2 separate regions of the Mus musculus genome follow, and region 1 is linked to region 2. The links are chromatin contacts, found by Hi-C or POLR2A ChIA-PET in ENCODE. All regions are on one chromosome and are shown on one strand. The core of a region is the stretch at or near the end of the contact, and the rest is flanking DNA. Distances in the headings are between cores, read along the strand shown. Region 1 holds the start of Copz1 (coatomer protein complex, subunit zeta 1). Region 2 holds the start of Cbx5 (chromobox 5).

Region 1 (6,973 bases), core at 4,338-6,837, 33 kb before region 2:
TATATAAATAAATACGTCGGAAATCTATAACGAGGTCTTCTTAGAGGGCAAGACATGGGGAGAGTTAGAAGCAGCGTCAATTACTCTTTTGGGGTTTTAGTTCAAGCCAAGGTCTGCTTCCAGCAATCAACCATTAAAACAAGCCGGCCAGAGTAACAGCACAGTTTATTCTGATCATTTAATTTGAAGTGTCAATAAATTAAACTTCAATCAATTAAACTAGGTGTGCAATAACCCAGATGGACACCCCGACACCAACATAATCACAATAAAAATTTTTATGGCTGCCAGGGACCTCACCGGGGGTAGTGCTGGCACAGCTCAAGCCCTGCCTGAGAAATATATCTCCTCGGTGCAGGAATGAGGAGATTGCTTCTCCTAACGAAATGGAGGGGCCAAGCACCAGCAAGGACGCAGCTGGGAGAGGGGCACAGGGGACTGCCAGGGACGAGATGGGAGTGCTTTGGGGGCTTAATGTAATTGATACCTTTGCCCAAAGCAGGGGGAAGGGGCACTCAGGCCAAGTATCTCCACTGTTAGTGCCAAAGGAATTTAACAAAAGCCCCATTAAGATGATTCAGGAAGCAAAGGCCACTGAAACAATGTCAACCTTTGAGTCGCCAATGTGTCCTGCAGCTTCCTCCTCTAGATGCATATACATCCTGGTGCACTTTAGATGGCCTGATATTTGAATGAGAAGTGGAAATCAGGATTTTGTCAGTTTTAGGAAAAAATATTAAAGTGAGACAATGTATGGAATTGAGGTCTAATCTGTAAAACACTGGAAACACACTCAGAAATTAAAACTTGAAAACAGGAAGAAAAAAAAATACCTCTGTACAAAGTTTTTAAGGATCTGAACTGCTACAGTAATTCAGCTTTGAGGGTGGGGGAAATAAAAAGTAAAGGCTGAAGGAAAGTGTAAGGTATTAAGATTTCAGGTTATTCATGGAGAATGGCAACCTGCAGATTGCTCTCCACTAACAACTGAGAACGGGAGAGCCAGCTAAAAGAGCAGCAGAGGGAACTGAGACCAAAAACAGGATGGGAACTGAGAGACAAAGGACTGGAAGAAGATTTGGTAAATCCAACTATGAACTAAGGCTGCACTGCTTTTCTCAGTATTTATTTTTATGACTGTTTGCCTGCATGTGTGTGCATCACATGCTTGCCTGAGGCCCAAGGTCAGAAGACGGTGCTGCAGGTGGTTATGAACCACTCCATATGGATGCTGCAGTTAAAGCCAGCCCAGGTCCTCTGCAAGAAAGCAAATGCTCTTCTTATCCCCTGAGCCATCTCTCCATCTCCCAAGGCTGGTGCTTTAATTCAAGCAGGATCCACTGTAAAGTACCTCAAGGAAGGAATCTATTGTCACCTAGAAATGCCCAGACCAAGGTAGATTTTGACTCATTTCTTGGCCCTCTAGATCTTCCCTTTCCTCTTCTCAACATTGTACAGTTGTGTGCTTTGTGGAGGTGAGGCCAGAACATGTTTGATCCCAGAGGTTCTACCAAACCAGCAAACAGAAATGCAAGAGGAGGAAACTTGGAGGCGGCTTAGTAGCATGTCCTCTCTAAGAGCAGCTTTTCAGTACTATCCAGGTACAGTACGCTCTTCAGCTCAGCATAGATTTAGCGATTTCTTTAATTTTTGCTTGCTGCTTTCTTTTTTGGCACAGGGTCTTACCATGTGCTCAAGCTAGCTTCGAACTCAAAATCCTCCTGCCTCTCGAAGAGGACTTAAGTTCAGTTCCTAATACCCTCATAAACAACCAACTGCCTGTAACTCCAGTTCCAGAGGATCCAATACCCTCTTCTGAGCTCTACAGGCACCCACCTACATATACATATAAAATAATAAAATAAATTTAAAGACCCTACCTCAAAACAACACTGGATATGGTTTATGGTGGTTCACACCTATAATCTCGTCATCACTTTAGGAGGTAGACGGACGCAGAGGGTCAAGAGTTCAAGACCAGATTTGACCACATGAGACCCTATTCTCAAAAATAGTATTAAAAGGCTAGGTGTGGGGGCTGGTGAGATGGCTCAGTGGGTAAGAGCACCCTACTGCTCTTCCGAAGGTCCAAAGTTCAAATCCCAGCAACCACATGGTGGCTCACAACCATCTGTAACGAGATCTGACTCCCTCTTCTGGAGTGTCTGAAGACAGCTACAGTGTACTTACATATATTAATAAAATAAATCTTAAAAAAAAAAAAAAAAAAAAAAAAGGCTAGGTGTGGGGCTGGTGAGATGGCTCAGCGGATAGGAGCACTTGACCACTCTTCCGAAGGTCCTGAGTTCAAATCCCAGCAACCACATGGTGGGTGGCTCACAACCACCCATAATGAGATCTGATGCCCTCTTCTGGCACATCTGAAGACAGCTGCAGTGTACTTATGTATAATAATAAATAAATCTTTAAAAAAAAAAAGTACTCAGGATCTACTAAAAAAAAAAAAAAAAAAAAAAAAAAGGCTAGGTGTGGTGGTACATGCCTTTAATATCAGGACTTGTGAGGCAGAAGCAAGTGGATTTCTGTGAGTTAGAGGACAGCCAAGACTATGTAAAGAGGGATGGAGAGATGGCTCAGCGGTTAAGAGCACTGACTGCTCTTCCGTAGGTCCTGAGTTTAAATCCCAGCAACCACATGGTGGCTCACAACCATCCATAATGAGATCTGATGCCCTCTTCTGGTGTGTCCAAAGACAGTTACAGTGTACTTATATATAATAATAAATTAATCTTTAGACCAGGGGGAAAAAAAAGACTATGTAAAGAGACCTTGTCTCAAAAGATAAATGTGATAATGATGATGGTGGTGGTGGTGGTGGTGGTGGTGGTGGTGGTGGTGGTGGTGATGGTGGTGGTGATGGTGGGCACAGAAACAAACAACATTAATCCTAGTACTCAGGAGCCAGAGGAGAATCCTTATGCATTTAAACCACCCTGATCTACACAGCAAGATCCAAGCAAGGCAGGACTACATAATGACACCCAGTTTCCAAAAAAAAAAAAAAAATCATTAAATAAAGTTGGAAAGAACATAGGGGAAAAAAAAAGACAACAGTTTAATCGTCAAGAACTTTAAAAATCAGCACAAAAACTAATACCTGTAGGTTTGGTTTGTTTGTTTATTGAGACAGGGTCTCTCTCTACATAGCTTTGACTGTCTGGGAACTTGCTAAGTAGACCAGGCTCACTTCAGACTCTCAGACATCCACCTGCCTGTGCCAACCAAACACTGAGATTAAAGGTGGGAGCCACAATCCATAGCTCCCTGTAGGTATTTTACCATCAACAAAAACTTTATACAACCCATGGCTGAAAGGAAAATTCTGCAAACTGAAGAGGTGCAAGAACCTACAGAAACCTCAGAAACCTGGTGACTCTGGGATAAGACAAATTCAAACCCAGCCCAAGCTACATAATGAGACTGTCTCAAAAAAAAAAAAAAAAAAAAAATTTGTTCTGAGAGAACAAGGAAACAAAACTGGAACGGGGTTTTGGCACTGCCCTTCCTTAGAAAGAGCCTTTTCCTACAGCTCTGCTTCCCTAAACCCAGTACATTAAGGTGCTAGTGACAAAGGCTCAGTATAGTTTTAAAAGTAAAGGTGAGGGATATGCAGGCAAGTTAGCAAGGGTCTGTTACTACATGCAGCTGGTTAGCTCAGCTGCAAGGGGGAACAATGAGGAAGAAGCAGGCTGAGAGATACCACACAGTGCAAGAAAGAGAGAAAATGACACAGAGATTTCCCCATACAACCTCAGCTCTCCTAGTGCTGGGGTCAAACACAGGGCTTTTAAAGATAGCTAGACCATATGCTCTTAGCATTTACACCCAGCCCAACAGAACCAATGGGAAAGGAGTTCCCCAAGTACCATTTTCCTCACTCTTTAAGCTGGTTCCACTAAATTACATTAATTTTGGTTTTATGAGACGAGGTCTTATTTTGTAACCCAGGCTGGCCTCAAACTAGCAACAATATAGCCTCAGCCTGAGTGCTGGGGTTACAGGTGTGAGCAACCACACCTGATTAAGAAGACCAAAAACATCCAAGGAAACTAGTTTCACAGACTCTATCCACATCGTCACAAGATTTTTAAAAACTCATTGACCGGTATAGTAAATACTTGAACTACTCAATACATTAAACATTTTGCTTCAACTTGTCCAACACATATGATGAGAATAAATTCTCTTTGACATTTGCAAGAAGGAAAGTAAGGAGGTTTGAACAGATAGGTCAGTGGTTAAAGTGCTTGTCATACAAATAAGAAAACCAAAGTTCAAATTCCCACATAAATGCCAGGTGAGTATAGATGTCTGCCCTGGCTACGTGGCAAAGTTGATTCCAGTCAGACCTACATGAAACTCTCAGTGAGAAAACTAAAACAAGTTGATGTGGTGGCACATACCTCTAGTCTCCGAATTTGGAGGGTAGAGGTAGGTGGTCCTCTGTGAGTCTGAGGCCAACATGGCTTACATAATGAGTAGCTAGGGCATCAGGAAAGGGAAAGGTAGAGAGGGACCCTGTCTCAAAAAACTTTTTTTCCTTTAAAGAAAGAAAGAAGAAAAAGCTTTTTTTCTTTTACTGACAAGAGTTTGATATGTACACTTACAAGGAATATAAATGAAAACAGGAGCTAAGGAAGACTCTTAGAAACAATCCTGGAGTCCAACTAAAGGAAAGAAGCTGGGAGTTAAATTCCTACACTAACACACAGACACAGGTAGGCAGACTCATGGGTCTCTAAACTGCTGGCCAGTGTCTTGAAAGAAATGCTCTGATCCTGTTCTAGGGGGCAGAACAAGCAGAAAGGATCAAGGGACAAGAGAGTTAAATGCACTTCTATAATCACAATTCTCATGTAAGCAAGAAGGCTGAAATGGATCTTACAGTATGAGTTCCTAAAGTCTGAAGGAGGGGAGAGTAGGAGAGAAGAATAAGGAGTCAGAAAAAGATATTCCAAAATCTATACTAGCTCTACCAAGTATTCCTGAACCTGGATGGAATGCTGACTCTCAATCATGACAGAATTACATACTAAGGATTAACAGGAAAATAAAAACAAGTTTTGTAAAGGAACAGGACATGGAATTGCCAAAAGGTAGTCGAATTCTGACCACCACCAGGAGGATCTGGGACTGACAAAACACCTCTCTTCTGCCATTGCAACTTGGGGGACTAGAATATGAGGGTTTGGGGAAACTCAAGTAGGTATGATCCACAACAAAAACCATCGGGGAGAACTTGAAAGACACCCCTCCAGCGCAATCAGAATTCTCCTAAGGACCCTGCATGTTCTCTTCAACTTTGCCACCGACTCCTGCTCTCTTGCCGGCAAGGCTTCCTACTCTATACCGCGGCTCTAGCTCCCATTGTAGGCCACACTTGCATTGCACAGATAGCGGGAGCTTTGGCCCCCGAGGCCTGCCCGGAACCCTCTCCCGGCCCCAGCTGATGAGCCCCACCTCCCGGACCCCCTGGACACCACAACGGAGCCACTGGCCCTCCAGCTCCTACCAAAATCAGCGCCTCCATCTTGCCCGTAGCTGCTGCCGACGTGGAGTCGCACAAGCGACGTCACCGCTGATTGGCCCTGAGTCTTCGCTAGGTCCCGCCTCAAAGAGGCAACATTGGGTGAAGATGAGCCAGCCTTCGCGTCTTGACCAGTCAGCGTAGTCACTCGCTTCACGGAAGCCAACTGTCCAGCCAGAAGAGGCAGCTGTTAGATTGTCACCCGGAATTTTCAATGAAAGGCCAAAACCTCAGCACTGAAGGGGCGGGAGGATCATTGAGGGCGGTGTTGTTTCCATGGGGAACGGAGGAAGCGATTGTTACTTTGCTATTGGTAGGAGGAAGCCACGTGATTCTGTCAGCCTCCAATTCGCACTCGCTATAGGGGGTGCTATGTGTAGCCCTTAACATTAGCCTTGCTGAGAAGCCCTACCCGAATACAGATTCCCATCGCCACCATTAGGATATCCACAGCTGTAGTGTCCTTGGGTCATTTCAACAACCTCGGAAAGTTCACCAAGTTAGCTATAGGCAGCCAAGCGTTAACTACACAAACCAAGGTCTCGAGAAGTATATCCCAGGATATACACGTGTGGCATGCACACATACCCAATAAATATATATTTTTTTAAGATTTATTTATTTCATTTATATGAGTACACCGTAGCTGTCTTCAGACACACCAGAAGAGGGCATCAGATCTCATTACAGCTGGTTGTGAGACACCATGTGGTTGCTGGGAATTGAACCCAGGACCTCTGGAAGAGAAAGCACCCAATGTTCTTAACCACTGAGCAATCTCTCCAGACCACCCCCCTCAATATTTTTAATGTAATTTACTTAAAAAAAAAAAAAAAACTGTGGGGACTGGAGATATGGCTCGGTAGTTAAGAGCTCATATTCGATGGGCAGTGGTGGCACATGTTTTTAATCCCAGCACTTGGGAGGCAGAGACAGGCGGATTTCTGAGTTTGAGGCCAGCCTGGTCTACAAAGTGAGTTCCAGGACAGCCAGGGCTATTTAGAGAAGCCCTGTCTCGAAAACAAAAACAAAAAAAAAGAGCTCATACTCTTCGTGTGGAAGACCTGAGTTCAGTTGCCAGCTCCTATGCCCCGTTGCTCAGCTTCAGAGAATCTGCTGCCCACTGCCCACTTTCTGTCTGGGAGTTGAGTACAGGAGACCTGCACTTTGATGGACAACGTTTTCCCACTTTGGTTCAATTTGAAATAGGATATCAAGGCATTGGAGATTAGAGCGAATGGAAAGAAAGCTATCAGCTTCTGACCCCCAGAACAATAAGAGTTACAAGGCCAGAGATCATTAGCCTTTGACCTCCATCTTATGCTGTGTCCCACCTCAGTACCTGACCCTACCAGGGCTGGCCCCCCTACACCTCTCCGTGATCTCTGCATCAGTTCCTACCTCCAGGTTCCTGCCCTGCCTGAG
Region 2 (7,176 bases), core at 2,731-5,230:
TGTCCTTTGAAGGGAGATTTAACTATCAGTCTTTTGTCATAGATACTATACCTTGGTTCCGTGGTTTAGCAAAGTACTGGCCTCCACCACCATAAGGGCCAGAGCTCCTGCCTCCAAAGTTTCCTCCCTTCATCGGCCCAAAATTGGAAGACTGATTGTTGTAATTGCCAAAATCATTGTAGCTTCCACCACCTCCAAAATTGCTTCCTAGAAAAGGAAAAGCCTCTATTGATGACTTTGAGGACTGACAAGCCAATAGTGCTTAGGGTCTGAATCAAAGATTATGATATTTATAGACCTTCTGTCAACTCCAAACCCTTCGGCTTCATTCTCTGAGTGAGGCATTCAGTTAATAATCCAGCATTTAAAGTAAAATCAACCCAACTTAAGTTTCTCAGTGGCAAGTTAGAATTGAAGGCCTTTATGTATTCCAGGTCAATACATACATTTCTTGGATGTATCAACTAAATGCCTGAAGTCCCAACAGAGTTTAGACATTCAATCCAACTGTAGTGTGGATCTAACTATCTCACATTGAAGACAACACTAACCACTCATTCACCTACTTATTTTGGGGGAGGCGGCCCCAGCTTAAAGCCAGGAGGAGGTAGCACAGCAGAGCAGGCCTACTGTAACGCACCATGCACTGCACCCACAATGCTTTAAGAGCTTTAAAGTCCAACACGGGCATAATAAACTCTAGAAGTCTAATCTAGCTCCAAGCCAAGTACCTGCATCACTGGATACCTACCACTACCACCGCCAAAGCCGCCTCCGCCTCCTCCGTTGTTATAGCTGTCATAGCTGCCACTCCCGCCATAGCCACTGCCCTGGTTTCCATAACCCTGTCCACCACTTCCATAGCCTCTGCTTCCTCCAGAGTAACCAGGGCTGCCTCCTCCATAACCACCTATAAGAATACAAGTCTTCTCAATAAGACAAAAGTATTTAACAGGAAAAATGTATGCAAGATAATAGCTAAAGGCTGCTCATAGCATGCACATTTATGGGACTGATCGAACTTTGTCATGCACTAAGTTTAGTTTCTACTAGCCTACTCTAAAGGTACAGGTTTCCAGAAACCATTACTTACAGACTCCTTAGGAAACTTACCATCATTGCCAAATCCATTATAGCCATCCCCACTGCCACCATATCCACCACCACCACGGCTGCCACCAAAGCCACCTGGAAGAAACCAAAGCTTTAAACCAGGCTTTATACATGAATGCTTATCAAAATCTAATTCTGTACTAGAACTATATTCGGGTAAAATCCATAAATGCTGGAAACACAGGGTAGCAGTTAATATTTAAAAGCTCTGAAACCAACAAGGAATCAAAAATAAACCATACACACCACGACCACTGAAGTTCCCTCCTCGACCAAAATTGTCATTGCCACCAAAACCGCCTCCACGACCACCACCAAAGTTTCCAGAACCACTGCGACCTTAAAAGAGATTTTTGGATCATTAGGCTAACCCATAGTAATTCATGCTGGCGCCCACAATCTAACCAAAAATTAACGCACCTCTCTGACTGGATGAAGCACTAGCCATCTCTTGCTTCGACAGAGCCTTTCTTACTTCACAGTTGTGGCCATTCACAGTATGGTATTTCTGAACTAAGAGAAAAAGGTAGATTCAGGACTGTAAAAAAAAAAAACACAAGAGGACTCCAGAGTCATTAAGGAACACGTAGTCCTCTGATACTTACTAACAATCTTATCCACAGAGTCATGGTCATCAAAGGTAACAAAAGCAAAGCCCCTCTTTTTCCCACTGCCTCTGTCAGTCATAATTTCTATCACTTCAATCTTCCCATACTGCTCAAAATAATCTCGTAGGTGATGTTCTTCAGTGTCTTCTTTAATACCACCAACAAAGATCTTTTTCACAGTTAAGTGGGCACCTGGTCGCTGAGAATCCTAAAAAGGAAAAATGACTTCAGTTATTTAGTAGTAGCAGTTTCTAAATGACTGGGAAGGTGTGGTGGCCCACCCCCCCCTTTTTTTCAGAGACAGGGTTTCTCTATATATCCCTGGCTGTCCTGGAACTCACTCTGTAGACCAGGCTAGCCTCGAACTCAGAAATATACCTGCCTCTGCCTCCGGAGTGCTGGGATTAAAGGCGTGTGCCACCACCTCCAGGCCCTCGCCTTTAATACCACTTGGGGGGGATCTCCCAATTGAGGACTGCCCCAATCATAGTCTCAGGTTAAAGAGAAAAACCACTCACTTCTCTTGAGACAGCTCTCTTAGGTTCCACAACTCTTCCATCCACCTTGTGTGGTCTTGCATTCATGGCAGCATCCACTTCTTCCACAGTGGCATATGTGACAAACCCAAAGCCCCTGGATCTCTTGGTGTTTGGATCTCTCATTACCTGTTTAGAGTTAATTCAATCAATACACTGCCTGATCTCAGAATCAAAAGCCATTCCTAGTCTGATCAAGGCAAACATGAAACTTCAGAGTGGGGGGGTGGAAATGTAAGCTTCTTACAGATCTGAAGAAAGCCCCAGATTTTTTTTTACCATCCCATTAGTTAACTTCACAAAACAATTTAGCTAAGAAGCAGCAGATTAAATCGGAAGAAATAAGCCAGCTCTTCCTTTTGTTTCTTTTAATCTTACCACACAGTCTGTTAGTGTTCCCCATTGCTCAAAATGGCTCCTCAGACTCTCGTCGGTTGTTTCGAAGCTCAGCCCTCCGATGAAGAGCTTCCGCAGCTGTTCTGGCTCCTTGGGAGACTAAAGTGGAGGAGGGAGTGTTTAGCGGAGGGGCTGGAACCTGGGAAAATGAATCAACACCCCGCAACAACACATGCTACACTTTTTTATTGTTCTTTATTACTGCACGAGACCACGTGCTCCTTCCTAGGCTAGGAGGTGCTGCTGGGGATTCACTCGAGTTGCACGCAGCGCATGCGTCCTTACTTTTACTTCATACGCACGCGCAACAAAGGGCACAGGTTAGTCGGGTCCATCCCCATTAAGACTTAATATCTCTTTAACAAGCGATTGTTAGACCAGAATGGGGGAGGGGAAGAAAAGGCCACACTCCCCAGATCATTAGTCTGTGAAGTTTGCCACAAGGAACAGTGCATGGACGTTAATGGCGGTCGGATCGCAGCCTCATGGTGACTATGAGGACAAAATGGCGACCTGCATTTTTTTAAAGTAGGCCTCAGCACTAATCGATAAAACACCGAAACCACGGGTGCGAGCAGCAAAACACGTCACATCCCGCTATATTCAGTAAGTGTGGAAGAAAGAGAAGCTGCAAAGCGCATCCAACTTACCTCGGACTTAGACATGACGGTAGAGTTACGAGAGCCTTCAGCGATGCTTCCTCGGCAGCGTCAAAGAGCAGAAAGGAATACGATAACGAACGTGCCCGCCAGCCTACCTTCTGCTCGCCCTTTTATCCCGCCTCCTCGCTCTCGGTATTGGTAGACTCCGCCCTTACTTGAGTCTTATTGGAGATTTGAAATTATTCCCTCCCACCATTGGCCCGTGAAGACGCCCTGCTAAGAAACGGCATCCGTTTGGGCGTTCTATTCAGACTCCGCCCCTTTGAGTCACTGATGCCCCAAGGGATCTTATCCTTAATCGCATTGATTGGCTAACTAGCCAGTCACTTATATTTGAATGTATTCACGTCTTTTAAATGCCTTTCATAACTTTCCCACACCCGAACATTACAAACTCACTCGTCAAAGGACCGCACGCTACAAAGTAGCTCACCGCGACTTTTCCCAGCCACTCCCTATAAGGCGCATGTGTAATAAAAATGGCGAGTTCACGCCGGCGCACTACGATGTTCCGCCTGCTGCCTGGAACACGTGAAATGGCGGGCGGGAGAGGGTTGTGAACCTAGGCGCCTGCGTAGTGGCGGGACCAGCGTCCAGTTTTGCGCAGGCGTTTTGGGCGGAGAAAAGGTCCAAGCCCAGGATTGGTTGCGCAGGCGCAGGGAAGGATCCGTTTTGGCGGGCGGTTGGCATTGCGCAGAAGGCGGCGGTAGCGGTGGCTTGTGGTGCCGCTTTACCACAGAGGAACCGTGCAGGCCTTAGCGTGAGTGATCACTTTAGATCTTGGGTAAGTGGCAGAGTCTCGTCTACCCGTACGAGATCTTGAACCCGCTCCCATTGCACCGGTTATTGTACGAAATGAATGGACCGCTGAACTGGTGGGGGGGGGGGTGGACGACGACAGTGAAGGGGCCGCGACGGGTCGGGCCAGCCAATAGGACAACTGGGGCGGGATGTTTTATCCTTGCAGGTTCTGTGAAGCTGCCTTGCCGAAGCATTTGACTGGCGAGCCTATAGGCCAATTGGGTTTTCCTATAGCTGCCTACCGATCGGTCCTTGGGCCATCGGAATGTGGGAGGCGGGTTTTTCTCGCCTGAGTTGCGTCTCTCCGAGCCAATGAGCCCCAAGCGCGCGATTGGCCGGCCTTCCCCAAGAGGCAGAGGCTGGACTCCTGTGGGGAGCGCGGGAGTTGGCTGGTTAAATTCTTAGAGCAAGCCAGGAGTCACTAGAAAGACAGGATTCCCCCCTCCCCCCCCCAATAAAGCTTACTCTTGCATTTGTGGGGGCGAGTATTTTAACTTAAAATGACTCCTATAACTAAGGCATTCATTCTGTATATTACCTTAGGGAAAACATATGTTTTCTTGTGGCCCTTGAGTTAATCATTTTTCTTGTAGTTTTTGGTACGTTCCTCCCTTCACTTGAGACTTTGGAGAACGTGCCTTTAGTCTTTGAAAACTTTTAAGAGAAGAATATTGAAATTTTGAATGAGATGACTTAGGTAAAGTACTTGCAATGAAAAGCATCCAAGAAAAATAGACTTAACCACTAGCACCCATTTCCAGGGACACTGTATTTGTATTTCTATCTCTATGAAAGTTTTTGAGAGTTACATGTCAAAAGTCAAAACGTGTTGCTTCTATGGAAACAGTGGGGCCAAGGCCTGTATGTTTGAGGGATAATTGTCATTGATGAAATAATGAAAACCTTAATAAAAATAGACACATTTGGTTTTTTGTTTGTTTGTTTTGTGTCATCATGTACTTGTCACCACCATTCATGTTCCCAATTCTTTTATCTGAATCTCTTCTCCGAAGAACATTTTTCTCCCCTAACATTCAAGATACTCTAAGCTCCTATTTCTGCTGTTCATTTGAGGATGTCTGGTGTGGGGTGAAAAAGCTGATTCATTTAGGAGGTATTTAGGGTGTTGGGGACAGAAGACTCCACCATATCTTGAGTTGTTATTCATTGTTTTGATTCCATATATTTTTGTATTTTCTCTGCAATTTTGTTGGTGTTGATAATACCCACACTTCTCAGAGTATCTAGACAAATGTATAATTTCCATTTATTATCTGTGTCTGTTGATTTATTTATAGTCTTTGAGGTAGAGGTACCTCATTGTGATAAGAAAATTCCAGCCTGGCGTTAGTGGTCATTGCCTTTAATCCTAGCAGGAAGATGGATATCTGTTTGAGGCCAGCCTCCTGGTCCATGTAGTGAGTTACTTGACAGCCAAAGCATAATCAGACCCTGTCTCAAAAACGAAGAAAAGAAAGAAAAGAAGATAGTTTCATACTTTTTACAAAAGACTGATGATGCCGGGTGGTGGTGGTGCACGTCTTTGATCCCAGCACTCGGGAGGCAGAGGCAGGCGGATTTCTGAGTTTGAGGCCAGCCTGGTCTACAAAGTGAGTTCCAGGACAGCCAGGGCTACACAGAGAAACCCTGTCTCGGGGGGTGGGGGGGGGGGGACGGACGGACTGATGATTTCAATTTAGTTTTCTGTTTTATGTCTCAGGCTGGCCTCACATGAAGAGATCTACCTGTTGGTGCTATCATGCTTGACAGGTTTTTTTTTTTGTTGTTGTTGTTTTTTTTTTTTTTTTTTGGGTTTTTCGAGACAGGGTTTCTAAGTATAGCTCTGGCTGTCCTGGAACTCACTTTGTAGACCAGGCTGGCCTCGAACTCAGAAATCCACCTGCCTCTGCCTCCCAAGTGCTGGGACTAAAGGCGTGTACCACCACCGCCTGGCGCTTGACAGGTTTTAGTGATGTTTCTAATGAATAGAGATTTCCATAGTCACTGGCACTTTAAAAAGGACAAACATATTATACAACCATTAGCTGCTTATTTACACTAACAGTGCAACTTCAGTACTGAGCTCTAAAGTGATAGTGGACTCACGGCATCTACCTAGATATGGTTCAGAATATTTTTTTTTCCTTCCAGACATGGTTTCTCTGTGTAGCCCTCATTCTGTAGACCATGCTAGTCTTGAACTCAGAGATCCGCGAGCCGCTTGTTCTCGAGAGTGCCGGGATTAAAGGCGTGAGCCACACTTGCTCAGTCTCTGCTTTCTTCCTTTCCTTTCAGTGTTTCAGTTTTGTTTTTTTTTTTTCAAATTTTTATTAGGTATTTTCTTCATTTACATTTCAAATGCTATTCTGAAAGTCCCCCATACTTCCCCCCCAGTGTTTCAGTTTTAAAACAATACCAAAAATGTAAAAATGAATAATAAAGTCTTCCTCTAAAAGGGCTAATGCTAGAATTTATCATTTTCAGACATTTAGCAGTTAGCAAAGCATGGAGGAAATGACCGCCCACCACCACAACCACCACCACCTTGTCTTGGAGTACTCTTTAATAAATGGACCATTAATCCTGTTTTTCCTCTGGTATAGATTAGTTTCTGGGTCTTGAGGTTAAAAAGGGAAATTTTACCATTTCTTAGAGAGTGAACATAGGATTATGGCCAACCTGTATGCTTTGTGAGTTTCAGGTCAGCAGGGCCTACTCTGTCTTATAAATGAATAGGACTGATTACATCTTCAGTGTATGTGACTTGTTTTTTAAAAAAAGGCAAGTAAGGGGCTGGGTATGTAGCCCTATCTTAGATGTTCTTAATTTTGTAGCAGATATAGGCCCATCCTGACATTCTTGGGTTTTTTTTTTTATTTTTTTGGACAATGTTTCTCTGTGTATGGGCCTTGGCTGTCCTTCAACTAGCTCTACAGGTTAGGCTGACCTCAAATCCATAGAGATTACCCCTGCCTCTGCCTTCCAGGTGTTGGGATTAAAAATCATGTGTCACCATGCCTGGTGTTGTCATTTTTTTTTTTTCGGAATATTTCAGATTCT

The links. Hi-C counts contacts between places; a loop is a spot of excess contacts on that map. ChIA-PET counts read pairs that join two places held with the same protein, here RNA polymerase II (POLR2A).
Region 1: a loop to region 2 is called in a map of gastrocnemius, with 9 times the contacts of the local background. The contact joins the promoter of Copz1 here to the promoter of Cbx5 in region 2. A Hi-C loop is called at or near these places in 8 of 37 maps with a recorded cell type or tissue (gastrocnemius, heart, left cerebral cortex and 1 more). POLR2A ChIA-PET finds 5 or more read pairs at or near these places in 5 of 5 experiments (Patski and embryonic stem cell).

What each region holds. Positions count from the first base shown.
Region 1 is chr15:103,271,502-103,278,474 of GRCm38, reverse strand. It overlaps Copz1 (coatomer protein complex, subunit zeta 1), which reads right to left and starts at 5,587. Exons shown (of 9, transcript NM_019817.2): 1 at 5,534-5,587. The coding sequence starts at 5,551.
Region 2 is chr15:103,236,656-103,243,831 of GRCm38, reverse strand. It overlaps Cbx5 (chromobox 5), which reads left to right and starts at 3,980. Exons shown (of 5, transcript NM_001076789.2): 1 at 3,980-4,099. Hnrnpa1 (heterogeneous nuclear ribonucleoprotein A1) reads right to left here and starts at 3,435. Exons shown (of 11, transcript NM_001039129.4): 1 at 3,304-3,435; 2 at 2,636-2,752; 3 at 2,240-2,386; 4 at 1,719-1,929; 5 at 1,534-1,626; 6 at 1,360-1,452; 7 at 1,114-1,188; 8 at 752-910; 9 at 52-207. The coding sequence starts at 3,318.